2 separate regions of the Homo sapiens genome follow, and region 1 is linked to region 2. Evidence: read pairs that join two places in POLR2A ChIA-PET (ENCODE). Cell type or tissue: PC-9. All regions are shown on one strand.

Region 1 (2,500 bases), 110 kb before region 2:
TGCCTGTAATTCCAGCTACTTGGGAGGCTGAGGCAGGAGAATCGCTTGGACCTAGGAGACAGAGGTTGCAGTGGGCCGAGATTGCGCCACTGCATTCCAGCCTGGGTGTCAGAGTGAGACTCTGTCTCAAAAATTAATTAATCAATTAATAATAAATAAATAAATAATGCCCCAGAATCTGGAGCCCAGAGGCTGCCCTCCCACGGCTACTCTCACTCCGAGAGCACAGGCTTTCGCCCCTGGCTGGCCCGCGCTCCCCAAGCGCCCTGCAGCGTGCTCGCTCCTGCAGCTGCCCTCCTGAGCATCCTCTCTGGGCCAGGCGCCCGGCCCACGTGTGCTACACGATCGAGTTCAGTGCCCAGTGCCCATATCAACTCGTGCTATATTAATTATCCCCTTTTTGAGACACAGTCAGGCCGCTGGTGGAGGAGAGCGGGGATTCCTGCCCACTAGGCAAATAGAACCGCAGATGGGGAGTGGCCTCAGCTGCAGCCCAGGACCCTCAGGCCCAGACGTCCGACGGCTTCCTATCTATCCCCTTCCGGGACCTGCTCAGGGTGAGGCAGAGCCGGGAGAACCTTACATGGATTCTATAAGGAAGCCGAGGCAGATTTTCTAAGATCACCTCCAAAATCTGACGGTATTTCTTACACCTTCAGCAATCACGGAGGTCTGATATTTTTTCCCCATCGTTTATGACAAAGGCTTCTCTGGTGGCCTGGATGTTTAAAATGAAAAGAAACTGGAGATCTTTTTCCTGTCCAACTATAGGACATACCTCTCAGCCCTTCTGACCCCTGGGGATGGACAGTCCTGTCCTACCCTGGATCAGAGCCCAGCCAGCCTCCACTGCGGATGCCATTACTTACGCAGTGCATAGGGGGCGCTCCGGGTGCTTGAGCGCCCTGCACACCCACGAGGCTCTTCAGGTTAATACTTCAAAAATTGTGAAGGCTTAAATAAAACTGTTTCCTGCCATTCCCTCATTAACTATAAAATCTATAGTACTTATTTGAGTTATGTTTACAGATAGGAAATAACCTTGTTAGACAGCTAAAAATATAATGTAAAACTACATTATAAAGTTCACTTCATTTTAAAGTATAAATTTCCAAATAACTTAGAATATGGGGAATTAAATGAACGTGAAGCTTTTTTGGTTAGAATAAAGTTAAACTTTAAAAAGTCACTCATCTCTTAAGCTTTCCAGGATTGTCTTGTTTGTGCTTTAACTGGGTCTACAAGAAACTTGAGAACGGGGAAATTGATAATAATAACCAAGAGATAGACTAGGAATATCAAGGTAACAATTAGATTCTAAAACACTCACCTGCATAAAATAAGGAGATGGGGAGGGAATGAGGTTGGGTAAGTAGGGGAAGAAGAAAGTCCCTGAACTCAATGGAGGCATCAAAGTTGATCACATGATATCCAGTCCAATCATCGTCATTTTCTGAGCCATGATCAGTTTCAGCTCTTTCTAAAGCTTCAATGTTCATTATTGTCACAGACTTCAGGGAACAGGTTTGTCCAGGTGGAGACAAGCCAGATTAGCTTCTGACTTTGGTTCATTTCCCATACCCATACTAGTTTTTCTCACATGCCCAGAGGGAGAGCTGGGAGACAGAGGGCCTGGAAGAGGCCCATTCACAAAGTCACTGTCAGCGGTGGCTGCTGTGCTGTGGCCTGGTCACACTAGGCATCTGACACACACGGGACCCCCCCAGAACCAGCCCCCAGCTCCTCTTCTGGTGTCAATGGCTATGTCCCCTGCAGATAGCAATTGCCCGCCTCCATGTGTGGGTGTAAAGGAACCGCAGGGAAATGACACATGGTCCTGTGAATGACTTCCCCCTGCAGGGGTGTTTTAAAGTCACTGTGCAGAATAAATACTAGATAGCGAAGTCTGAACACCTTTTCTTTAACTCTGTGTTCATCATTTGGAGAGAAAGAAAAAAAAAACACTTGCTACACACACACACACACACACACACACACACACACACACACACGGACCACATGCCCCATGCAAAATGTTTTCATTTCCTACAAAACCCAGAAATGTCCTCTAGGAATGTCTGAGAGACAGCATTCTGGATTCCAACAATTTTCTGGATTTTTCCCACTGTGACTCAAAGAATTACTCTCTCCTCATTCCCTCAGGTTCCTATTTATTTCACACACACTCTAGCAGTTTTTGGTCACTCGCTGGAAATACTTTGGGATCTTTGGATTTGTTCTCTGACCTCACTCTTGGTTCCCTCTTTTTCTAAAGCTTGGGAACTTCAGGCCACACCCATAGGGAGATGTAATTGTTTGCAGCAAAGTCATGCAAATTGAGTTCTCCGTATTTTTTCCCATGATAAATGGAAGAAACTCAAAGGTTTCAAAGGCCAAGGAGGTCACCATTCCCAATTATTTCTGCAATCATCAAGAAGGGGCTGTGTACTTAAAGAACCTGAGGCACTGGGAACAATTGCAGATCTAAAAACAAAGAGGC
Region 2 (2,500 bases):
ACCAGTGTGCCCTTGGGTGGCGTCAGCCACCACTGTCACACTGGGTGAAAGGCAAGCCATGCCATTCATGTCAATGACACATTCCCGGCCCTCTACGGCTCTGATGTCATAGATAGCTTATTAAAAATCTAACCAAATTTTTAAAATGGCAGAAAATTAGAAAATAAAGATAAGCAATAAATAAGAATAAATCAGAACCCTATCCCCTAGAGAAAGTGTCACAATTAACAATTTGGGGTACACAATATTTTAACAGAATACCATAACTATCTCCCCATGTAATCACATTTTCACCTGCATCATCACATTTCCAGGTGCAGTGGCTCACTCCGGTAATCCCAGCACTTTGGGAGGCTGAGGTGGGCAGATCACTTGAGGTCAGGCGTTCAAGACCAGCCTGGCCAACATGGTGAAACCCCGTCTCTACTAAAAATACAAAAGTTAGCCAGGCGTGGTGGCGTGTGCCTGTAATCCCAGCTATTTGGGAGGCTGAGGCAGGAGAATCACTTGAACCTGGGAGGCAGAGGTTGCAGTGAGCCGAGGTTGTGCCACTGCACTCCAGACTGGGTGACAGAGGGAGCCTCTGTATCGAAAGAAAAACAAAGTTGCACTGTTTATATCATGTGCTATGCTCATATGTATAAATAATGCATATACTTACCATGTAAAATTTATACATTATATATAATTCATTACATTATATGAAATGTAAGATTTTATGATATATATTCAATTATACATCATAACGTATGTATATTTACATTGCATTGTCACGTGTACACGACAAAATCATGTATTTTATATAATGTAACTATATGCATTACTTGCATACTAAAGTAATAATTTATTTAATTGCCTATTTTGAATTTTTGCTTTATTTAAAATTTCTTTCTTTTTTTTTTTTTAAGATGGAGTCTCACGCTGTTGCCCAGGCTGGAGCGCACTAGCGTGATCTCGGCTCACTGCAACCTTCACCTCGCGGGTTCAAGTGATTCTTCTGCCTCAGCCTCCCGAGCAGTTTGGATTACAGGCATGCACCACCATGCCCAGCTAATTTTTGTATTTTTAGTAGAGACGGGGTTTCACCATGTTGACCAGGATGGTCTCGATCTCCTGACCTCATGATCCGCCTGCCTTGGCCTCCCAAAGTGCTAGGATTACAGGCGTGAACCACCATGCCTAGCCTACATCCTTCAGTTTTTAGGATAAATTTTTTTTTTTTTTTTTTTTTTTTGAGACGGAGTCTCGCTGTCGCCCAGGCTGGAGTGCAGTGGCGCGATCTTGGCTCACTGCAAGCTCTGCCTCTCGGGTTCACGCCATTCTCCTGCCTCAGCCTCCTGAGTAGCTGGGACTACAGGCGCCCGCCACCACGCCCGGCTAATTTTTTGTATTTTTAGTAGAGACGGGGTTTCACCGTGTTAGCCAGGATGGTCTCGATCTCCTGACCTCGTGATCCGCCCGCCTCGGCCTCCGAAAGTGCTGGGATTACAGGCGTGAGCCACCGCGCCCGGCCTAGGATAAATGTTAAGAGAAGAACTGCTAGGTCAAAAAGCATATCATTTTAAAGGCTATTGACACATATTGCCAAGTTCCTTCCAGGAAGGTTTCCCCAACTTTCACTCTTACCAGCAGTGCCAGAGGAGAGGAGAGGGAGTTGGCCAACAGGAAGGGTTATTATATTATGGAACAAAACGACCTTTGTTTTTTACCATCAGATGTTTCACAGTGATCTGCGCTAGCTATTTGATTTTTTGTTTTTTTGAGATGGAGTCTTGCTCTGTTGCCCAGGCTGGAGTGTAGTGGCGTGATCTTGGCTCACTACAACCTCTGCCTCCTGGATTCAAGCAATTCTCCTGCCTCAGCCTCCGAGTAGCTGGGATTACAGGCACATGCCACAACGCCCAGCTAAATTTCGTATTTTTAGCAGAGATGGGGTTTCACCATGTTGGCCGGGCTGGTCTCAAACTTCTGACTTCAGGCAATCTGCCTGCCTTGGCTTCCCAAAGTGCTGGGATTACAGGTGTGAGCCACCACACCCAGCCAATTATTTGATTTTAGTAAGAGCCACTCTGTCTTACAGGAACATACACAACATGTCCTTCTCTTTGCCAGATGAGATAGCACAGGACGGATGGCTGACCCTGACAGCCCGGTGGCTATGATTTGGAACATGATGCAAAACATCCAGGAACGGTCATTACTCTTTGGATTCCATGAGACTCTTGTGAAAAACACTCGCTCTTCCTCGTCTCACCTCACGTGAACACGGCATACTGGAAAGGATGTGCGGAACGTCTGTTAAGAGATGAGGTTTCTTCCCCAGAACAGAGAAAAGACAGGACCCCATTCTCTTCTTCCAATACGTGTTACTCCCAGTCTTGGCCACATCATCTAGCGCATAGTAACATAGATTATTTCACACTACTTCCTAAGAAAATAATCAGATTGTCTTTCCAGAAACATCTTTACTTTCTCAAATGGGCTAGCTCAATACTAGGCA

Evidence for each region. ChIA-PET counts read pairs that join two places held together with the same protein. Peaks named below come from ENCODE experiments on the same cell type or tissue, not always from the same donor. Only the 100,000 strongest peaks of a DNase experiment are listed, where the experiment ranks them.
Region 1: POLR2A ChIA-PET joins it to region 2 with 6 read pairs; 3 of 35 experiments call an interaction of 5 or more read pairs at or near these places.

The regions. Positions count from the first base shown.
Region 1 is chr2:236,174,998-236,177,497 of GRCh38, reverse strand. The region is part of intron 1 of GBX2-AS1 (GBX2 and ASB18 antisense RNA 1); the gene reads right to left. Among named protein-coding and RNA genes, the nearest start is that of GBX2, 7.9 kb to the right of the region's middle. In PC-9, a CTCF peak has its summit at 926; a DNase peak (open chromatin) is centred at 1,526.
Region 2 is chr2:236,067,532-236,070,031 of GRCh38, reverse strand. The region is part of intron 16 of AGAP1 (ArfGAP with GTPase domain, ankyrin repeat and PH domain 1); the gene reads right to left. Among named protein-coding and RNA genes, the nearest start is that of GBX2-AS1, 99 kb to the left of the region's middle. In PC-9, no CTCF peak of the experiment used is centred here; no DNase peak of the experiment used is centred here.